Linked DNA regions of Homo sapiens: regions 2 and 3 are each linked to region 1. The links are chromatin loops, found by intact Hi-C in ENCODE. Cell type or tissue: heart right ventricle. All regions are shown on one strand.

What was found. A loop is a pair of places that touch in the nucleus more often than their neighbours do. Peaks named below come from ENCODE experiments on the same cell type or tissue, not always from the same donor. Only the 100,000 strongest peaks of a DNase experiment are listed, where the experiment ranks them.
Region 2: a loop joins it to region 1, with 4 times the contacts of the local background. A loop is called at or near these places in 49 of 110 quality-filtered maps.
Region 3: a loop joins it to region 1, with 3 times the contacts of the local background. A loop is called at or near these places in 32 of 110 quality-filtered maps.

The regions. Positions count from the first base shown.
Region 1 is chr7:87,055,241-87,063,240 of GRCh38, reverse strand. ELAPOR2 (endosome-lysosome associated apoptosis and autophagy regulator family member 2) reads left to right here and starts at 3,587. Exons shown (of 22, transcript NM_001142749.3): 1 at 3,587-3,916. The coding sequence starts at 3,728. RefSeq lists silencers at 3,310-3,699, 3,790-3,859 and an enhancer at 4,125-4,625. In heart right ventricle, a CTCF peak has its summit at 3,361; DNase peaks (open chromatin) are centred at 3,450, 4,070 and 4,289; H3K4me3 peaks cover 1,748 bases; H3K27ac peaks cover 3,626 bases.
Region 2 is chr7:86,928,186-86,936,185 of GRCh38, reverse strand. The region is part of intron 8 of ELAPOR2 (endosome-lysosome associated apoptosis and autophagy regulator family member 2); the gene reads left to right. Among named protein-coding and RNA genes, the nearest start is that of ELAPOR2, 130 kb to the left of the region's middle. In heart right ventricle, no CTCF peak of the experiment used is centred here; a DNase peak (open chromatin) is centred at 3,988; H3K27ac peaks cover 1,943 bases.
Region 3 is chr7:87,232,325-87,240,324 of GRCh38, reverse strand. No RefSeq gene overlaps it. Among named protein-coding and RNA genes, the nearest start is that of TMEM243, 17 kb to the right of the region's middle. In heart right ventricle, a CTCF peak has its summit at 3,264 (motif pointing right); no DNase peak of the experiment used is centred here; H3K27me3 peaks cover 558 bases.

The sequences.
Region 1 (8,000 bases):
TGGGCGAAGGACATGAACAGACACTTCTCAAAAGAACACATTTATGCAGCCAAAAAACACATGAAAAAATGCTCACCATCACTGGCCATCAGAGAAATGCAAATCAAAACCACAATGAGATACCATCTCACACCAGTTAGAATGGCAATCATTAAAAAGTCAGGAAACAACAGGTGCTGGAGAGGATGTGGAGAAATAGGAACACTTTTACACTGTTGGTGGGACTGTAAACTAGTTCAACCATTGTGGAAGTCAGTGTGGCGATTCCTCAGGGATCTAGAACTAGAAATACCATTTGACCCAGTCATCCCATTACTGGGTATATACCCAAAGGACTATAAATCATGCTGCTATAAAGACACATGCACACGTATGTTTATTGCGGCATTATTGACAATAGCAAAGACTTGGAACCAACCCAAATGCCCAACAATGATAGACTGGATTAAGAAAATGTGGCACATATACACCATGGAATACTATGCAGCCATAAAAAATGATGAGTTCATGTCCTTTGTAGGGACATGGATGAAATTGCAAATCATCATTCTCAGTAAACTATTGCAAGAACAAAAAACCAAACACCGCATATTCTCACTCATAGGTGGGAATTGAACAATGAGAACACATGGACACAGGAAGGGGAACATCACACTCTGGGGCCTGTTGTGGGGTGGGGGGAGGGGGGAGGGATAGCACTGGGAGATATACCTAATGCTAGATGACGAGTTAGTGGGTGCAGCACACCAGCATGGCACATGTATACATATGTAACTAAACTGCACATTGTGCACATGTACCCTAAAACTTAAAGTATAATAATAAAAATAAAAATAAAAATAAAATAAATAAAAATTGGGGTTATTTATACCACAATCTGATTTAAGTTAAAAAAGAAAATAAATCTATTTATATAGCATCATTTTGGCTATGGCTTTTGTTGATACAGCTAAGGCTTTTGTTGACTTTTTAACAAAATTCAGTTCAATTTTCAGGTATACACTGCACAAATAAAGTGGAAAAATGATTATTACCTAGTGATTGTAAGCTATTTCAACCCATTCTTGCAAAAATTTCATTATGAATTTTCTATTAAAGTATATTTTTATAAAACTATCTTTAAGAGTAAATTTATTGATCAGATAATCACAAACTTTGAATAATTTGCTATTACATCCTAAAATAACAGGTAGAAGAGGACCTTAGAGTCTTCTTGAAATTTCCTTTCTCTGTCAGCCTTTATGCTGATTTTAATTATCCAAGGTCAAGATCTTTTTTATGGATGGGACAACTATGAGAAAAGTATTTATTGAAAGTGGCAAGTTGTCCTACTCTGGAAAATCTACAATTGTCATTTGATCCAAGTGCATTGACTGGACGACTCTTATTTTTATAAGGAAAGAAGCTGTTTTCAATTTAATAGTCATGTTGTTAGTTCTTTCTCAGATGACAAAAATCATAACATAATTTGACTCCTAAAAATTCCACATGAATTAAAGAATAAAGCATATAAAAAGGAAATAATAACAAAATATAACAAAATAAGAAAACATAGGCATCTGTATGATTTTGCAGAGATACGTGTACTTCTAGATATAAAAAAGGAAGAAATCACAAAAGAAAATGTTGCTACATTTGAATACCTAAAGATGACAAGCTTCTGCCAGAAAAGCTATCAGAAGTAAATTTAAAAGACTACAAAAAAGTATTTGTAAGATATATGATAAACATACACAAAGCTTATGAAGATTGCTAACGAATCAATAAAAAATGGAACTTCAATAAAATGGCTAAAGTGTGCCAGTGAAAAATTCTCACACCCTGACATGAGAAGGAAAAATGCAAATAGCTAGTAGATATATATAAAAAATCACTCGATGTCACCAATGATAAAAATACATTTTAAAAATAATAGCTTTTGTCTCTTCTACCAAAATGATAAATATCTGAAGTATTATAATCTAGGGTGATGTGAAATAAATACTCATAAACTGCTGGTAACAATTGCTACAAATTTTTTGGAAGGAATTTGTACACTATTCGTCAAAAACTTTAAAAATACACATATCATGTGATCCAATGTTTTCACTTCTAGAAAGTTATCATAAAATATTTAAAGATGCACACAGATTATGTTCCAAGGGCATTCTTTCCAGAATTATTAATAACACTGAATCCTTAAACAATGCCTAATATCTAATAGTAAATTACATGTATCTAAAGAGTAGAAAATATTTTACAATTATTAAAGTTGTGTTGTTGGAGACTTTAATGACTTGAGAAAATATTTATGTTATTAAGAATAAAAATAAAAGCAGGTTACAAATTATTATTCCAGTTTTGCAGTACACACAGAGTTAAAAAAAAAAAAGCAAGGAAATTCCTCAACATGTTAATACCATTAACAATGTTATCTCTGGGTGGTAGGATCTCTAGTTATTTTTATATTCTTCCTGATACTTTTCAATATTTTCCAAAATGTTTACAAATAACATATATTGTTATAATCAGAATATAGGTGTGATACACAAATCTATATGTGTATACATACACACAAACACACATATACAGAGACTTTCATGTGGAAATTTTGTTAAAAGGATATTAGAGATAATGCCACAAACAAATGTGCCACAGGCCAACTTATAATGAGTGGGCCACGTGGATTTGTCCAGATATTCAATAATCAGAAATTTGGATGCTTCTTTTGAAAAACACAATAACTCACCCATTTACAGAATCTGAGATCAAGAAGGGATCTTGAGATCCTTGCCACTGAGGAAGGCCTTATGTCCATCTTGTTCACCATCACCTAGTTCAGTATGTTTTTGAATGAAAGAAAAAACGAAGAGCACCTCAATCATCGCACAGATGGAGAAACTGTTTCCTCCAGAAAACACAGGGCTTAATGCCCAATGTTACACATCTCCACAAAATAACACCAATAGCAGCAATAATTATGGCTACTACTACCAACACATGTCACCTACTGTGTGCCAGGCACTCTTCCAAGTGCTTTATGTACATCAACTTACTTAATCCTCATAATAATCCTACGTGGTGGGTATTATTTTCATTAAATAGGTGAGAAAACTGAGTCACACACCACGTCTACACCTCAGTCCTCTTTCTTCCCCGCCATTTCATGCACACCCTAACTAGAAATTCGATCTGACGCTAGCCAGCATGGATCCTTACAAGGGATGTTCCGAGGGCACATCTGCGTGTTTGTGTGCAATGAGGAAAGTGGCGAGCTTTTTAAAGACCCACCGCCAGAAAACAATGTCCTGATGTCCTGTATTTACTCTGGCTTCATCCCGGGAGCGCCCCTCCCAGTGGGCCACGGGGACCTGAGACAGGCTACTCCACGGGGTCCCCAGCCTCTCTCGCCCTCTAGCGCGAGGCGAGCGCCGCGCAGCCCCTGGGGACCCGCCGGGCTGGGCCGCAGCCCCCGCCCGCGCCACCTGCTCCCCAGCTCCAGCGTCCCCGCCCCGCGTCCCGCCCCCGCGCCGCGCCCGCGCCCCGCGGTCCCTCCCTCCGGCGTGACGGGAGCATCGGCGCTGGCTGCCCGGGCCGCGAGCGCAGCAGAGCTGTCAGCGGGCGGACGGGCAGCGGGTGACGGAGCGGCGAGACGAGCGCACAGCAGTCGCGGCCCGGGAGCCGGAGCTGCCGCCGCACCCCGGGAAGGCTGCCTTGCCGCCGGCCCGCCGACCGCGGCCGGACGAAGATGCTGTTCCGCGCCCGGGGGCCGGTACGGGGCAGGGGCTGGGGGCGGCCGGCGGAGGCTCCCCGCCGCGGGCGCTCGCCGCCCTGGAGCCCCGCCTGGATTTGCTGCTGGGCGCTCGCCGGCTGCCAGGCGGCCTGGGCTGGGGACCTGCCCTCCTCCTCCAGCCGCCCGCTTCCTCCTTGCCAGGAGGTGAGCAGCACCTGGTCCTCTACCTGGAGTTTGCTGGGGGAGGGCGCGGAAGATGAAGGCTGAGAGCGGTTCCTGTTTATTTCTGTTTGCCATCCCCTTTTCCTTTGCTTGGAGAACAGGGGCTTTCGTTTGCTTCGAGGGGTGAAGTTGCCCGCCCTGGTAGCTGGCCCGGAGAGGGTGTGTGGCTTCGCTGTCTCTCGGGGGATGCTTTTCTGTCCGCGCTTGTGTCTTTTGGGGGCTCTGCAGGACTTTGCGGCGTCCTTTTTGGACAGCCAGGTTTGAGGACCTGGGGTCGAGGGAAAGATTTCAGGAAGGGGAGGAGACTGGGGAAGCCCCACCAGTGGGATTTGAAGAACCATCTCATCACAGCTTTTCCAGAGAGCCAGACACAGACACCAGAGGATTTCCCGCTCCTCCTCCCCCTGTCTCCACTCCCCTGTCTCTGCAAACGCCTTCGTCCTACTCCCCTGCCCTCAGCTTCCTGATTAAGGCCCTGTGGGTTTGCTAAGCCAATGTATGGTGTCACTTAGCATCCTTCTGACAAAATGTGGATTTGAATTTGGGGGGGAAAAAAAAGGAGTATGTACTTGGTAGAGAAGATGCAGGTTGATGATGGAGAAAATTAGAAAAGACAGTGAATATGCTTCTTTTGGGAGGTGCTTTATCACCTGGCTGAAGTATTGCCGCGGTGTATTTTATAGCTTGTAATCATTGTTGTTTTACAGCCAAAAAGGATAAACTATGGGAGATGAGATTTTTATCTGGCTTTTAGAAGAACGAGACAGTGTGCCAAAAATTTACAGGGGGTGTCATTGGTTCTTGTATTGGGTGTTTATCTTTCCATTTAGTGTTCAGAAAGTGCATCCTCTTAATGAAAATCAATGAGGGGAAGGAAGCAACATTTCTGACCTACTTTGATTGTGTTGGGAGGATATATGGAATAGATACTGTTTTTAGGAAGATTGTTAGGAATCAGGGCGATGGGTCGTTTTAATTAATGTAGCAAAAATAGGTTAGCCAATAGCCCCTCTGGGAAGAAAGGCCAGACCCTCTTGTTTGTGTATGTTGCTCTAACTTCTGAATTTTACCGAGACTTGAATTACAGAGTATCTGTGTTCTACACATCATCCATCATCTATGGATTTTCGTCTTTCTCTCCTACAGTACAGGTCCCAGGACAGACTGAAATGAAAGAGAATCGGATCAAAGGCTTGTGTGCGAACACACAGCAATGTTGTAATTGGGGAAATCAGGGCAAGAGCTCAACAAACAGCTGTGTTTAATTTTAGGGCTTTTTAGTATAATGAGCTTAATCTATATTCTACAACTTTACATATCACCTGGGAATAATCCATTATTCCAGGTTTCCACAGAAAGCTGCTTCTTGGACATCTCAGATTGAACAGTTGTGACAAGATAAACTTTATCCTCCAGCCCCCAACTTCTAATATGCAGAATATATTTTTCTAAACTGAAAAGTCTTAAGCTTCTGATAACATCGATTCTTAGTAATGAAAATCTGCTTGAAGTAGGCGAAGGTCAGGGTCAATAGAAGTGATGCCTTTGGTCTCTACAACTAGACTAATCTTTTAGATGAACACATGTCCTACACATGTATACCTAGAAAGAAGAGTCTGCAACCTAAAACAAAGATTGAAAGGAGGGGCAGAGAGATGACAGAAGGTTCAGGAAGGCTGGGTTCACTTGATCACAGGTCCTTACTGCATTGGCTTTAGAAATTGCATGTGACTCATCCGTTGAGATCTGAAATTTACATTTTCCTTCTGAAAAATGAGAATAAATAAAATATATAGGAGGACGCTATTGAGCCTGCCTTTGGCTGTATGTTTTTATAAATGTTAATGCACAGATCCATTTATGTTCTTCCTGATGACTGACAAGTAAGAGGAACTAATGGGAGTTAGAAGTTCTTGGAAGTAGAAGAGGCCTAGTGACCTCCCAGGGGTTGAATCTGTTTGATATCTGGTCTAACCAGTGGAGCTAATTTACAGAATTGGTCATTGTTTTTCTCTGACATTGTTTTTAAGAGGAAAGTGGGGAGGGCAAGTTATTTTCAGACTTTGAAGGTAAAGGAATGTTTGTGCTGGGAGTGGGGAAAGGGTATCCTCTTGAGCTCAGCCCTTTCCTCTGAATACAGTTATGGGATTGTGGGCTAAACGCCTGTGAATAAAGACACAGTTAAAGTAACTACTCTGTGTTCACTCCTGCTCGTTTATCATTTTCCACTTTTTGTTAACATTAAAGGAGGCAAATGCCACAAAGGACAGACTATGCAGTGGGGAACAGAGTGAGGGCAGTTAAAGTGAGGAATTTTCAGGCTGAGAGCTAAAACCAACTCTCAATGTGAGAGAATGTTGAGGAGTATAGAAAAAGCTATAGGCCATTTTGAACCTCATTTCCCCCCAGTAGTTTGTGTCACCCTCATTTATTAATATTTTTGTAGAAGTAGTCATGTTTAACAAAGTTACATAAACTCTGATTTTCCTGCCTGGTTTTAGAGGAAAGCAACTAAAGGAAGACAAATGCAGAGAACTGGCCTGGGAGTCATCCAGTTATAATTGCCTGAGTTCAGAAAAAAGGCCCTTCAAAAACTAGGTTATGGGTAAAAGTTACATTTAGATTTTTGCAGAGGAATGGACTCTGGGGTGAAACTCATAAAATACATATTCCTTTGTCAAAGTCTTTGGATTATGAAGTCGAAAGGGGGAGAAAAGTTATTGTGTTGGAATGTTCAGCTGGTGATCAGATCAGCAGTGTGGAAGCACACGCACAAACAGGAAGCGATCATTTGGGAGACAGAAATAAAAGGAAAGTCAAAGTGCTGGCAGATGAAGCACAAGAATAGGATGTGACTTTGGAAAATGGTATTCAAAGGAAATAAATGAGGCCTGGACATCAGAAAGTATAGAATTCCTCAGGTTTTTGTATGGGGTGAACTTATAAAAGGTAAATCTTCTTTGGGTTTCTTGGCCTGTGTTTCACTTATAAAATGTTATTAATGAAACATGACCAATTATTTGTATTATGAGGATGAAATGAGATTAATATAAGATAAAGGAGAAATATAAATATGAGGGCTGATTATTGCTAGATTAGTAGAGCTAGATCCTGATATTTTGGGAAGAGTCTACAGTGAGACTCCAGAGGTTCCTAGGATAGGCCCATCCAAGACTTGGCATGACATTTTTGACTCAGTGAATAATAGGACTTAATGGGGCTGCCAGAGCAAAAAAATATAAAGGCCAACAGATAATTCAGAGTTGCAGTAAGGTATCAGAAGATAGAAAAGTACATGAGAGTAAAAAGAACAGAACTAATTGGATTATGTCTGTATTATTTACATTTGGTAAATTAAATCACAAAATAGCTGATTCTTAGTTCACTGCTGTAAAATCTTGCATAATGCAATTCTGCTGTTCTCCCTGACTACTGAATGATGAGTTTTGCTAACAGTTTTTGTTCCACATTCAGTTTATACCATGTGCTAGACAAAATGTCAGATATGAAATTAGTAATTTAAAGAATATAATTTAATTGGATAAGGATGAGACAGATATGTAAACAAACATTGCAGTTAAGTGATTTGAAGCCATGAAAGAAGCAATGGGCCATCATATCTACTGAGGGGGGTGGGATCAGAAAAGGCCCTATGGAGGAAGTGAATGAGACTTAATTGATAAGTAGGAATTTGCCAAGCAGACAAGGGTCAGATGTGAGTGTAGGCTAGTTTGGGGGAAAGACATTTCAGGTGAAGAGCACAGATTGAAAAAGGGCAGAAACATGAAACAGCATTGTATTGTAATTGGTTCTAACTGAAGTACAGCATGCAATGAGAAGCTTAATGAGAGATGAATCTGACAGGCAGGCAGGAGCCTATCATAAGGGACCTTATATCACACTAAGAAGCTGGTCTTCATTTGGTAGGCAATAGGATGCAGTAGTAGGACTTCAAAAAGAGGAGTAGTATGCTTTAGATAGAATTGGCAGTGAGTGGATGCAGAGGGTGAGAGAATGAAATGTTCTAACTTGATTAGAGGATGGTGCCTCTTAACCTCCCTGAGAA
Region 2 (8,000 bases), 130 kb after region 1:
AATAGCCTGGTGATTTGCCAGTGGTTTAATGATGTTTCTCGGGTTGTTCAATGACTATGTTTTGGTTCTCTCTGTCCTGTTATGTTCTCTTTGATCTTATTTTGCCCTACTTGGAGAGGATCGAGTTGATTGACAAGGAAATCAGCTATTGAGGCATATAGATTCCAAACATTACCATCGACATGACATAGGAGTGTTACAAGTTTTCTGTATTTATTTTGAATCTTAGTTTAAAATAGATTGCTTAGATTTCTTTCTGCCTGTGGGGGAAGTTTTTCAGGAAAATTTTAATTGGTAATTGAAATTATTCTAATCCTAATTAAGAGATTCTTATAAACATCATGAAAAATGTGGAATGGCTTGCTCATTCATACTTTTAGTAAATCTTTACTGAGCACTGGTTATTTACAGAATACTGGGTAAGGAGGGCAGAGCTAAGGATAGAAGAAAAACGTAAATTTCTCCATAGATGTAGAGCAGTGGCTGTCAAACATTAGTGTTCATCAGTCTCACCTGGAAGGCCCTGTCCCAGATTTTCTAATCTAGTAGGTCTGGAGGAAGGCCTGAAAATTTACATTTCCAGGAAGGTCCCGGGTAATTCTGATTCTGCTGGTCCAGGATCTCAGCACTTAGAGAACCACTGGTCTAGACTCTAGAGGAAGAGATAAACAGTCAATCAAATAAAATGAATTATTATTTCCAATTGGGATTAGTGCTACAGCAGAGAAGTTTGAATTTTATGAGGTTCTTACCCAGTCTGGGAAGGCCTCAGTCTGTTTTTAAAACTGGGCAAGGCCAAGGAAGGAGAGCATTTTTGATAGAGGGAGCGGGATGGTGAAGACCTGACATGGGAAGGAGCATAGTGTATTTGAAGAACTAAAAGGATGTGTGACTAGAATGTGGGGATGTGGGCAAGGGATTGCATTAGGTGCAGTTAATGACATAAGCTATTGCTAGAAAAGGCATGGTTTCATAGGGCCATATTAGGAATTTTGGCCTTTGTCCTAAGAGCATTTAGAAATCACTGCAAGTTTTTTGGTATCAGAGTGATGCAATGTGATTGGATTTATACTTCATATAGATCCCTTTGGCAGTGTTTTATATACAAGATTAGAAGGGGACTAGAGAGGATATGAATGAACACTTAGAAGTCTCATAATGCCCTTCTCCCGGTGAGAGAAGAAGGAAGTGAATGATGGTAAAGGGAATAGACAGAAGAATATGGATTAGAGAAATAGGAAGTAAAATTCACAAAATGTGATGGTTGATAAGATGGAGGGGGAGGAAAGTGTTAAAGGTGGGTTGGTAGAGGTACTATTTGGTTAGAGAGAAGGTCTGGAGGCGAGGAAGGAAAGACCATGAGTACAGTTTTGACCAAGTTGTGAGATGGGGCAAGAGGAGATATTGGAAGGGCCATTATGTACATCAGTCTGGAGCTCAGTAGAGCATCTGGGCTAGCTATGTGAATCTGAGAATTATAGCAAATAGCTGGCAATTAAAGCCTTGGGGTTGGGTAAAAGTTTGCAGGGAGATCATAGAGTGGGCTTAGAAGTAAGCTAATGCTAGGAGAGATGAACAGGGATGGTGCCTGAGGAAAATGGCTGGAGAAGTGGGAGAAACCAAGGGAGTTACTGCCATAGAGTATTTGCAGAAATTAGAGTGGTTAAGAAGGCTGATACTCCTGAACAGTCACCCTAGATGAGGGCTGAAAAGTATCCATTGGATTTGGCAACATTGAATTAAATGGTGGCTTTAAAGAGCCATTTTAAAACATGGAAACCAGGTTGAATTGGGTGAAGAGATACAAGGATTTAAATCTTCTAATGTATACAGTAAGGCATTCTCTCACCAGATATTTGTGGGGCTTACTACATATCAAGTTGTGTAAGGCACTATACAGATGCAGAGAAGTAAACAAACATGGAGAATTACTAGGTATTCTTGGCCCATGCTTAGGTTATGAAAGTCTCAAGGAGACAACACATTTTTATATGACATTGTTCCCGGTGGTAAATAAATGAGGTTTCCTAAATGTGGCTTACTTGAATTAAAGCTTAGTATATGCAAAACAGAGATGTATAACATAGATAAATTAAAGAATATTCACTTCTCAATAAACATTCACTACAAAATTATCTTAAGTACTGAGTTGAAATTTTTATGTATGTTTTGTTTAAAACAATTAGTGCCCACTTCTTACATAAAATGAGGTACACTTATATAGGTGCACACAAGCACATATACAAATTCAGTGTTTGATGTTTGAACTCAAAAGAATACTGATCAGGGATTTTACCAACAAACCTAGTCCCCTAGAAGATGGAATCTTTCCCTGTTGAGTGTCATGAAACAAATACATGAAGCTGAAAGTGAATGTCAAGCAATGCAAGCTTTATTCGAGGGTCATGGAATTGAGAAGTGGGAGCATGGCTCAAAAATCAATTTCTCTATTAGTGAGGGGTGAGGGAGTTAAAATATAGGATTTCTCTAATGAAGGGGTTGGACATGAAAAGCAAGGGGAGGAATATTTATGTGTTTTCCAGAAATCGGCGGTAAACATCCTGGAACTAGAGTGCTGCCTTCCTTTTTGTCCTTTTATGGCTTCTTTGGGCCATTGTCATGGCCATTGTCATGGCACTGGTGGGAGTGCCACTTAGTATGGAAATAAAATTGTGAGATTATAACGAAACCTGAGATCCTTAAAGTCATTTGGTCATCTATCTTGGTTCTAACCAGTCTCAGCTGGTCTGGTTACAAAGGGAACTTTTTATCACAGGCATCCTGTTTCTTAAAGATAAGCAGAATTAGGGCAGGGTGGAAATTCAGCTATATTATGTAGGTAACAGTGACACTGGGCAAGAGTTAAGAGAAGATGTGTTTTAATGTTAGCAGGATATTTGACAGAGCATCTCATGATTTCCTTATGGATAAGATAAAGAATTGTAGACTAAATGATATGGTTAAGTGGATATATGACTAATTGAAGAATCATACATAAAATGTTTGATTTGATAAATCAATATCAACTTGGAGTATAGTATTGTATATATATATATTTGATATATTTATATACATATTTGCCATAGGAATATAAATATAGCAAGTCATTTATACATACTGTAACTCACACAAAGAAGAATATAAGTCAGATGAGTTATTTTCAACATTTTATTTAAAAATGATTAACTTCATAAAGACATTAAGAATATGTATATCAATTTGTGAATCAATAAAGATAAAAATGATATAATTAAGATTCAGAAAGACTCCAGTGTGTTTGAACAATGAGCTCAAATTAGTAAAATCAAAATTTATTTGTGTGAAAGAAACTCTCAGATATAAAAGCACTGAGAAAAGAGAAAATAATTACTTGCAAAGAAGATTTCCAGGGAAATCCAAGCTTTAAAAGACCTAACTCACCAAATAAAAAATGCGACAGCTATTTAAAGTGGGGAAAATCCTTCCCCCACAAGAATACAAAGAATAGTTTTCAATTAAGCTGTTCATGGTTAAAAACAGTAAGTTTCTCATTTGTTTATCATATCCACAAAAGTTGTCTCATATCCACTACAAAAGGGAGTGGAGAAAAGGTTGTTTTTGTTTGGGAGCTAGTAAACAGAAAAGACTTAAGATTTTATTTATTTTGGGTATTACACTGAGGCAGAGTAACCTGTGCAGTGTTTGTCTCCCCCCGCCACCCTCCTATTGTGGGACATGATTCACATGTTTCCTTTCAATGGGTGCTTGGGGATGATTATACATTCTCTAGTAATGAATTTTAAAAATATGTTTCAGAAATTGGATGGGAGCCCTGACTCAAACCAATGTAAAACTGAGGAATGGAGAGGGGAGGAGGCAGGAGCCTGTTGACTCATTTAACTGGGAAGTCAATATAGAACAAATTATTTTAAGATGTTCTCTTGCTGTGTAATGCTAATATTCTTGGCTCAATTTGATTTCCTTCTCAGGCAAGCCCTTTCCGGTGTTGCAAGATGCTCACTGTAATCTCCACCCAAGCCACTAGTATCCTCACAGCTCTTGATACTACAAACACTGACTGAAGCTTCGGAAAAGACTCTGATTGGCCTTGCTTGAATCATGAGCCCATAGCCAACCAATAATTCTCTCCAGGAGTGTTGGATACTTTGATTGGATGTCTTAGTTCACCTGCAAATTCCTGTAGCTGGGGAGGCCAAACTGTAATTCTCAGTTCCTTTCAGCATCACACAGATCAGTTCCCAAAGAGAAAAAGATGGTTACAGTTACCAGAATAAAAAGAGAATGATTTTTCACAGGTTCATAGAAATCATATGCTCTTAAATATCATAAATAGGTCTGGCAAGATTGTCTTGGTATACTGAGAATTTTCATGGAAATTTGCACATACCTTCTTGATACTTACATAGTGATTATAGATTAAAAGATCACTTTATCATAAATACTTAATCATTTCCATTACCAGATTCTCAGCTTCCTGTATACAGGGACTGGTTCTTACTCATTAAAAAAAAAATCTCTAAGCCTAGTATAGTACCTAGCACATAGAAGGTAGTGAAACGTCTGTTGAATTAGTGAGACTTAGTAAATGAATGAGTAATTATCACATTTTGAGTGCTGTGTTCTGTCTTTGGCATACGGTATGAGAAAATTTTGACAAAAGGGGAAGAATCTAGAGGACAGAGGCCAGGATATTTTGTATAAAGTATGATTGAAATATTTTTTTCAGGTAGAAGGAAAGACAGCAAAGGATGGAAAATCATGATCATCTTTGTGATGTTTTCTACTTGTCTTACAGAGATTTGATATCTTTCCTTTGGGCACTCATGGCATTTTGTGTTTCTTTTGGAGAAGATGATGATGAGACAGTAACGGTAGTGTTAATACCACAAGCAGCTATCATTTCCATATTTGTGAACGTACTCTCTTCATATGTGCATGTGTGTGTATATATATGTGTATACATATTCAAACATTGCCTCTAATTTCTTTCAACATTTGTGTAATTTAGACATTCCTGTACCCAGTTTTCAGATAAGAAAACTGAGGCTTAATGAGGTTAAGTAACTTCCCCATGATCATAGCTAGTCATCGCTAGTCTTAGGTCTGGAATTCTAACTCAAATAGTCTGTTTCAAAATGTAGTGCTTTGTATCCCCTTCATGTTTTTCAGTTTTTACGTTATAGTAGCTGTGAACCTGTCTTATCACTATTAGACTACAACCTTTTTCAGAGCAGTTTGCCTAATTCTTGAATCTCCCATGGTACTTTGTCCTGTGCATAGTAGGTACTCAGTGAGAATTTCCTTAATAGGGTATTTCAAGTATTTGAAGGGAAATTTTAGAAAAGAAGAACTCTGGTGAACTTAGAGAAGGTAAATTCCAGTGGGATGTAGTGATGTTCTAACAAACAGAGCTGCCCAATACTGGAATGACATGTTTTTTCAATTAGGGAACTTTCTGCTGATGCTCAAAGAGTGCCTGGTAGGGAGGATGTTTTAAAAGGGAGCCTTCTTCGAAGGAGGCATTAGGCTATACAACTTCTTCATCTCTGAAGAGGTGAACTGCGGATCACAGAGATTTTGCTAGTGGCTTGATATTCAAATGTCTTATATTTTATTTGCCTTTTAATGACCTTCAGTGTTGCAAATTATTCCAAATGCTCAATGTCTGTAACACAGTACTTCTAAATTATATAGCAGGACAAAGATATAGAGGATATTAAAAATAGGGTATAAAGGGATTCAGTTTTTAGATCTGCCTTTCTGTGCACAGGATTTAAGCAAGTCAAATGTACTTAGAGCTTATGTTTCTTAATTGGGAAGATGGGAGAACATGGAATGTCTCAGAGACTAGGGATTTCTGAATTTGTTTAAAATAAAATTTTTCTAATAGTCTGTTTTTAACACTTTTTTTAAAGCAGCTTTATTGAGATATAGTTCTCATACCATATCATTCATTCATTCATTCAATGAGTATAATTCAGTGTTTTCAGTATAGTCACCACAATTTAATTTTAGAACATTTTCTTGATTAAAGCCCTGAACTGCCAGTAAAATGTTAAATTTCCATGGTGTCTTCCACATAAAGGCAGAAGATGGTCAAAGCTGTTAAGTATTTAGGGGATATGTTAGTCTGTTCTCACACTCCTATAAAGAAGTACCTGAGACCAGATAACTTATAAATGAAAGAAGTTTAATTGGCTCACGATTCTGTAGGCTGTACAGGAAACGTGGCTGAGAAGACCTCAGGAAACTTATAATCATGGTAAAAGGGGAAGCAGGCATGTCTTAAATGGCCAGAGCAGGAGGAAGAGAGAGAAGGGGGAGGTGCCACACACTTTTAAACCAGATCTCATGAGAACTCACTATCACAAGAACAGCAAGGGGGAAATCTGCCCCCATGACCTAATCACCTCCCACCAGGCCTTACCTCCAACACTGGGGATTACAATTCAACATAAGACTTGCATGGGGACAGAAATCTAAAACATATCAGAGGAGAAGGAGGTAAACACATGGGAAAAGAGAAAAGCAGCAAAGCCGTCATAGAAAAGGAAGGTAGGTGAATGCTGATATGTATTTGGGCAGGCTGACGACCTACTTAACACAACTGTACATGTTGAGCATGGCTTTGAAGGAGGAGTCAGATACAAGTTGGCAGCATGGTGTGGGTAATTCCAAGAGAGACAAATGATGAGTGCCCAGTGGCTTGCAACTGGAAAAGATCAAGGTTTGAGACAGCCTGGGAGATAAGAAATTGCCTGCTTGGCTGAGACCACCTGAGCCAGAACATCATGGAGCACAAGGCAGTTAGGTTAGGGTCAGTTGGTAGACCTTTTAAAAACACATGTAATTTAGCCCTGATGAGTTGAGCCAATTTATAAAGACTTAGTGCATTTGTGAAGTGACAACTGAAATAAATCAGACAACCATGGACAAAGCCAGTCTCAAAATTTGCCTAAATTGTAGTCCTCCCAGTTCTGAGTTCTGTTTTTATATGAGAATCAGCTTTCAGTTGATACCTCTGTGTGTTTTTAAAAATGTGGTTTTTTTTTCATGCTGTATATGAATGCAGACACTGGATCTCTTTTGTAATCTTAATAATAAACTGGTAAATTTTGCTTTATTAGGGTTTTGGTTTTATAAGACATTTCATAGTTTTATCTCAACTTGCCAAAGAATGAATTGATTATTGGTTTTTCATCTGCACTGGAAGCCCTCTGGTTCTAAGTATTATTAATATTAATTATTATCTTTACCTAGTCAGCCAGACTTGAAAGCATCTGTCTCCATTAGAAAGAGAGGCACAGAATCAATCTGCCATGTGAAACAAGAGGCTTTGTAAATAAAACTTTTACTATAGAGCATTTGAAATTTGATTTCTACATTTTTAAGTATTTAAAAGTGGTGTATATTTTTTAATTTTTAAGAAGTTTGCATGTATTGAAAGTCATGTGGTTAGCTGACTTCTCACAATATATTTGCATATTTTATTATTTTTACCCTTACCAAACTGACTCTTGTTGACTGGTGTTACTTTACCATTTACTAGTTGTGTTTGACTTTTGGGCAAATTAAGAGCTCTAATCTGGAGTGTTTCCTCATTTATAAACTTGAGGATAGCAATACCTACCTCTCAAAGTGATTAAGAAGATTACATAGTACAGGGTGTCAGCACCGCCCGCCACTCCCACCTGGGAACCAACTACTTTCACTAGTGCAGTAGCTCACACATAACGCAATCCATTTGTATTAATGTCAAAATAAATCAGCAAATTAGGGAATTAAGTAGGATTTGAAATTTGTTTTCTATGCTTGTTAAACCAGAATTTTAAGAAAGTAATCTCTCCAATATGATGATGTTTCATTTGCTTAGATTCTCTGAATTTTATATTGCTTTTCTTAAGGGGAGTTGAGAGCCCCTTTATTTTTCCAATTATTTAGGAATCCCCAGCAGGAGCAGCCATTATTTTACAGATGGTAAGAAAGGCAGGTGTGTGAAG
Region 3 (8,000 bases), 180 kb before region 1:
CCATTTGCTTGGTAGATCTTCCTCCATCCTTTTATTTTGAGCCTATGTGTGTCTCTGCCCGTGAGATGGGTTTCCTGAATACAGCACACTGATGGGTCTTGACTCTTTATCCAATTTGCCAGACTGTGTCTTTTAATTGGAGCATTTAGTCCATTTACGTTTAAAGTTAATATTGTTATGTGTGAATTTGATCCTGTCATTTTGATGTTAGCTGGTTATTTTGCTCGTTAGTTGATGCAGTTTCTTCCTAGTCTCGATGGTCTTTACATTTTGGCATGATTTTGCAGTGGCTGGTACCGGTTGTTCCTTTCCATGTTTAGCGCTTCCTTCAGGAGCTCTTTTAGGGCAGGCCTGGTGGTGACAAAATCTCTCAGCATTTGCTTGTCTGTAAAGTATTTTATTTCTCCTTCACTTATGAAGCTTGGTTTGGCTGGATATGAAATTCTGGGTTGAAAATTCTTTTCTTTAAGAAGGTTGAATATTGGCCCCCACTCTCTTCTGGCTTGTAGAGTTTCTACTGAGAGAATTGCTGTTAGTCTGATGGGCTTCCCTTTGAGGGTAACCCGACCTTTCTCTCTGGCTGCCCTTAACATTTTTTCCTTCATTTCATCTTTGGTGAATCTGACAATTATGTGTCTTGGTGTTGCTCCTCTCGAGGAGTATCTTTGTGGCATTCTCTGTATTTCCTGAATCTGAATGTTGGCCTGCCTTGCTAGATTGGGGAAGTTCTCCTGGATAATATCCTGCAGAGTGTTTTCCAACTTGGTTCCATTCTCCCCGTCACTTTCAGGTACACCAATCAGACGTAGATTTGGTCTTTTCACATAGTCCCATATTTCTTGGAGGCTTTGCTCGTTTCTTTTTATTCTTTTTTCTCTAAACTTCCCTTCTCGCTTCATTTCATTCCTTTCAACTTCCATCACTGATACCCTTTCTTCCAGTTTATCACATCGGCTCCTGAGGCTTCTGCATTCTTCACGTAGTTCTCGAGCCTTGGTTTTCAGCTCCATCAGCTCCTTTAAGCACTTCTCTGTATTGGTTATTCTAGTTATACATTCCTCTAAATTTTTTTCAAAGTTTTCAACTTCTTTGCCTTTGGTTTGAATGTCCTCCCATAGCTCGGAGTAATTTGATCGTCTGAAGCCTTCTTCTCTCAGCTCATCAAAGTCATTCTCCGCCCAGCTTTGTTCTGTTGCTGATAAGGAACTGCGTTCCTTTGGAGGAAGAGAGGCGCTCTGCTTTTTAGAGTTTCCAGTTTTTCTGCTCTGTTTTTTCCCCATCTTTGTGGTTTTATCTACTTTTGGTCTTTGATGATGGTGATGTACAGATGGGTTTTTGTTGTGGATGTCCTTTCTGTTTGTTAGTTTTCCTTCTAACAGACAGGACCCTCAGCTGCAGGTCTGTTGGAGTACCCGGCCGGCCGTGTGAGGTGTCAGTGTGCCCCTGCTGGGGGGTGCCTCCCAGTTAGGCTGCTCGGGGGTCAGGGGTCAGGGACCCACTTGAGGAGGCAGTCTGCCCGTTCTCAGATCTCCAGCTGCGTGCTGGGAGAACCACTGCTCTCTTCAAAGCTCAGATGGAAATGCAGAAATCACTCGTCTTCTGTGTCGCTCACATTAGGAGCTGTAGACCGGAGCTGTTCCTATTCGGCCATCTTGGCTCCTCCTCCGAGTTTGGCCTTTCAATCACTGGTGGTAAAGGGTCCTTCCAGATGGATAATTTAGCAAAAATTTTAAAACCCCTTAAAAATATACTTATCATTATACCTAGCAATTCTATTTTCACAAGTAGACTTAACAAAGTCTGCTTTCCAAAGATTTTGCTACAGAGATATTCATTGCATCAATATTTTTACTTACAATAGTGAAAAACTGGATACAACCTAAATAGTGATAATACCTAACATTTAATTGAGTATTTACCATATATTGATCTGAGCACTTTATATAAGTTAATTCATTCAAACCTCATAGACAACCCTATGAGGGAGGTACTATTGAGGCTATTACCATCCCCATTTGACAGATCAAGTAACCTGGTCACACACCCAGTAAATGGAAGAGTTCATTAGAGCCTACATTCTTAACCATTCATTCTATTCCCTCTCCAAACTCTCTAATCTAAATAGCCAATGATAGGAAAATTGTTAAAATTAGTAATGCTCAACTTGTGTGTGTGTGTGAGTGAGAGAGAGAAAGAGAGAATGTGGGTGTCAGATGGGAGACAGAAGTGTCATGAGAGTGTTTCCAAATTACCTAGAGCCTCTCTTACTGGTAGGAATGTGTTATACAAGGAGAGAGAACCACTGGGTTACCTAAATTATAGTAAATTATACAAATACTATGTAATTATTAAAATGTATGATATATAGCTATATTGAGTTGTATTCTAGAACAGTATCTTTCAAATTCTTTTGACATGACCTATATTAAAAAATAAACATTTTACATCTCAATCTTGGCCATCCTTTAAAGGCTGAATAGCTAGTTCCCTCTAATATAGCTGTGTTAGTTGTTTACAATGGGTGTCTATGCCTATGTTATTTGACCCACATTAGATTAGATTAGGCATAACATATGCCTATGTTATGTTATGCCTATGTTATGATATTTGAATATCACATATTTAGGTTGGTCCAAAAGCAACTGTGGTTTTTGACATTTTTTAAACTGCAATTGCTTTTGCACCAAATACATTTATATGCACGCACTCGCGCACACACACACACACACATACATCTAAAACAAAATTTCATGAAACAATACTCAATCTTTGTTTTTTGTTTTTTGTTTTGTTTTGAGACGGAGTCTCGCTCTGTTGCCCAGGCTGGAGTGCGGTGGCGTGATCTCGGCTCACTGCAAGCTCCGCCTCTGGGGTTCACGCCATTCTCCTGCCTCAGCCTCCCGAGTAGCAGGACTGCAGGCGCCCGCCACCACGCCCGGCTAATTTTTTTTTTTTTGTATTTTTAGTAAAGACGGGGTTTCACCGTGTTAGCCAAGATAGTCTCGATCTCTCGACTTCGTGATCGGCCCGCTTCGGCATCCCAAAGTGCTGGGATTACAGGCGTGAGCCACCGCGCCCGGCCAAAATAATACTCAATCTTAATAAATGAGATGCACTCTTATATCTTTCCATTTCATTATTACAATTCTGGACCAAATGTATTGTTGTCAACTGCTCGTTGATTTCATCATCCTAAGTTAACGTACCCATAGTTTGAAAACAATCCTGGAAGAAAATTATGGCTCTTGTAATACTGAAAATGTCCACGAGAGGGCACCACAATTCTAGCCAGACACATAATATACCAAGGGATCTCCACTGGGAAGGGCAGGAATGTTGACCCTTGCAGGGCACAGTCCAACCAGGGTAGCCAGTCTCTATCTTGACCAATCACCTATCAAAACGCCTGATGCAAAAAAACTTTTTTGATAAAGAGGCTGTCAGGGTCCATCAGAGTCTCTGTGTCATGAATCTGAAATCGAACATGCAGAAAGATTTTATGTGGTTGACAGAGTAGGCAAAAGGTAAAAGTCCTTGAGATAAGGAGAGGCTAGAATGGTAATAATGGGTCATTTATAAGCTAAAGGTTTCAATAAGTTGAGGTTATGGGAAAATAGAAGCTATGAATAAGCAAGAGATATAAGTGGGGGAAAGACACAGGACTGGAAAGCCTGTTGACAGGAAGAGATAGGCATTACTGTGTAATCACATTAATGGCAAAACCCTAGGGTCAGGCCCCAGACTCCTGCTGCCAGCAGCTTCAGTCTGTAAAGGACAGGCTGACTCCCTTTTTAATGCAACTGGTGATTTTATAATAAGTTCACTTTGATGCTCATTTACCATTCTGAAAACCCCAGGGCCCTTAAGAATTATGCAAAATCTACTTTACCTTTGCTCTATAAATGGAACAACAAAGCCAGAGTGACAGTAAATCTGTTTACAGCATCGTTTCCTGAATATTTTAAGCCCACTGTTGAGATCTACAGCTTAGAAAAAGAGACTCCTGTCCAAATATTAATGTTCATTGACAATGAACCTGGTCAAACAGACTTCTGGTGAGATATACAAGGAGATGAATGTTATTTTCATTAAAATACACCTCAATCCATGGGCTGCAGGATGGATGCTGCTAACACAACATCCATTCTGCAGCCCATGGATTAAGGGATATTTTTGACTTTCAAGTATTATTATTTAAGAAATACATTTTATAAGGCTACAGCTGCCATAAATAGTGATCCCTCTGGTGGATCTGGGCAAAGTCAATGAAAACCCTGCTGGAAAGGACTCATCATTTTATTCTATTTTATTATTTTTTCTCACACAGAAAGACAGCATGGATTTATCATTTTAAATGCCATTAAGAATATTTGTGATTCATTGGGAGGAGGTCCAAAAATCAACGTTAACAGGAGTTTGGAAGAAGTGGATTCCAACCTTCATGAATGATTTGGAGGGGTTCAAGACTTCAGTGGGGGAAATAACTGCGGATATGGTAGAAATAGCAAGAGAACTAGAACTAGAAGGGGATCGGAAGATGTGACTGAATTAATGCAATATCATGATCAATAAATGGGAGTTGCTTCTTATGGATGAGCAAAGTGGTTTCTTGAGATAGAATCTACTTCTGGTGAAGATGCTATAAACATTGTTGAAATGACAACAAAGGATTTAAAATATTACATAAACTTAGTTGATAAAGCATTGGCAGAGTTTGAGAGGTTTGACTCCAGTTTTGAAAGACATTCTACTATTGGTAAAATGCTATCAGATAGCATCACATGCTTCAGAGAAATCTTTTGTAAAAGGGAAAGTCAATTGATGTGGCAAACTTCATTATTGTTTTAGTTTTAGAAAGTGCTAAACTTTAGTGCCGCCCTAACCTTTAGTACCGCCACCCTGATCAGTCAGGAGCCATCAACATTGAGGCATAACAAGCAAAAAGATTACTGAAGATCACTACCGGCTCAAATGATAGCATATTTTAGCAATACAGTAATTTAAAATCAAGGTATGTGCATTGTATTTGTAGATATAATGCTATTGCACATTTAACAGACTACTGTATAGTGTAACATAACTTTTATATGCATTAGGAAACCAAAATGTTTGTGTGACTCATTTTACTGCAATATTCATGAACTGAATCTTCAGTATCTCTGAGGTATGCCTGCAATGCCATTCTACTAACCACATACAAATAGAATCATAGTGTCTTAGTTTTGTTTGTCAGAAGCACACCCTCAGATATGGACTATAATGCAAGTGGTTGATTTGGGAAATGGGCCACAAAAACCCAGTAGGGGAGCTGGGAACTGAGATAGGGGAGGAAAGGAGGCCAGCTTAGGGTTGCTATCAAAGAAGTTACCACTGTGGGCAACTATATCTTAATCACATGGAGGAGCTCTGGAACCAGAATATATACCTTAGAGTTATCCCATCCATGGGGTAAAGGAGCTGGGGTATTTACACATATTACCTGTGATTCCCTGGCACTTCTGGCCTTCCATGCATGCAGGCAGAGTGATTTCAGCAAAGAGAAGCCCCTGGGCAAGGAGTTGCAGTTACTGGCAGTTGGAGGGTGGATTGGCCTGCACTGAAATGGTAGTGTCCAATGGGATACAAGCAAGGCATTGCCAGTGTCTGCTACAAACTCCATGAGATTCTGCAACTTCCTTTTTTGGTTGTTGTTCACCATTACGGTTGTGTGATTTACCCTTGTTGGTATGTTGATATATATAACTGTGGTTTGCTTATTTTCATTGCTATATTCTATTGTATTAGTATGTTTCATCTATTTATTTGTTCTATCTGTTTATGGGCATTTGGGCTGTTTCCACCTTTTTGTTGTTACAAACAATGTTCCCTTGCAGCTTCTTGCACAAGTCTCTTGGTATATTTGTGCGAAAGTTTCTTCTATACACCTAGGTTTAGAATTGTTGGAGGAAGAGATAATGCATTTTAAACTTAACTATATGATGATTAAAGTAGTGTTCCAGTTACACCCACACCACCAGCAAAGTATGAGATTTTCTAATATTTTATATCTTTGCCAAAACATGCTGTTGTTAGGCTTTTAATTTTCGCTAGTTTGGTGGGTGTAAAAACAATAAATAAAGAAAGTTTTGGCCTGGTATAGCGGCTCATGCCTGTAATCCCAGCACTTTGGGAGGACAAGACAAGTAGATCGCTTGAGCCCAGAAGTTTGAGACCAGCCTGGGCAACATGGCAAAACCCTGTTTCTAAAAAAAAAAGAAAAAATTAGCTAGGCATGGTGGCACATGCCTGTAATCCCAGCTAATTGAGAGGCTGAGGTGGGAGTATCAGCTGAGCCTGGAAGGTCGAGGCCTGTTGTGATCTCATCACTGCACTGCAGCCTGGGCAACAGAGTGAGACCCTGCCTCAAAAAAAAAAAAAAAAAAAAACAACAAAGTTCTTCATCTTTTGGGAATATACATATATTTTAAATTTAAAATGGGGTCCAGTTCAATATTTGTTTCTGCCACTGCAACTTAAATTTTCTAAGAGTAAAGATTGGATCATAATTCTTGGAGTTGTAACTATAAATGAATGAAATTGTCTTGCTCATGTAACTTGCCAACAGGTTCTAAGGTGAATACAAAAGAAGACTTTCAAGAGGGTGAGTGAGTGAATGAATGTAGCAATTTGATTTAGGTGTATAGTCTAAGGATGACATTGAAGTATGACACTAATGTTCTGGGGTCTATTAAAAATTCAGTGTTCTTATTTTATAGGTAGGTTTTATACTATACAGATGATAGGTTTCCTATTCTGTATGCAATCGTTCTCTTAGAACACTTTTCACTTTTGAACAAGTGGTTTTTCTAGGGGCTGTGAACAGGAGAAAACTTTGTCAACATTAACAGATTCTTGAAACATTTTTAATGAAGGGAAAAGCAGTTCCCAGTAGAACAATTGTAGTTTCCTAGGGCTGCTGAAACAAATTACCACAAACTAGTGGCTTCAAACAACAGACATTTATTTATTCTCTCACAGTTCTGCAGGTCAGAAGTCTGAAATCAAAGTGTAGTCATGGTTGTTTTCTTCAGGAAGTTCTGAGGGATAATCCTTTCCATGCTCCAATCTCAACCCCATTTTCACATGGCCTTCTCTGTGTGTCTCTATATGGTCACCTACTCTTAAAAGGGCACTAATCATTGGACTTAGGGACCACCCCAATCCAAGATGATTTCCTCTCGAGATCGTTAACTACACCTGCAAAGAGCCTTCTCTCCAAATACGTTCACTGTCTTACTCAGGTCAGGCTGGTATAACAAATAACATAAATCGGGTGGCTTAAACAATGAACATTTATTCCTCACAGTTCTGGGAGCTGGAAGTCCAAGATCAGGGTACCAGTATGGTTGGGTTCTGGTGAGGGACTTATTCCTGGCTTGCAGATTGCTGCCTCTGGCTCTATCCTCATGTGGGAGAGAGACCGAGATAATATCTTTCATGTATTTTCTTATAAGGGTACTAATCCCATTCAAGAAGGTTCTACCCTCATGATCTAATTACCTCCTAAAGGCCCCACTTTCAAATACCATCACATTGGGGATAGGGCTTCAACTTATAAATTTGGGAAGGACATAAACATTCAATCCAGAGCAGTTGACAAAGATTCTCTGCTTGGCCAAACTTTAGTCAGGCTCCTGACACTTCTCCTAGGCTCATCTGTGCACTTCCTTGTAAAATCCAGTTGTAGAAGAGAACTCTGCTAGGTCAGGATAGCTAAAAGCCCCTACATATCTGATCATGCTCTGTAGCTGATCGGGTTCCTCATCCTCCATCATTCCCCAGGTGATGTCTGATCACCCTGGTGTGTCTTCAGCAAGGACACCGGTTTAACCAGAATGCCCATCTGATATTTCCTTTTAGTAATTTTCCATGCACTGAGTCCCACCTTACTCCTTGGCTATAAATTCCCACTTGCCTATTCTGTATTCAGAGTTGAGCCAAATCTCTCTCTGCTGCTGCAA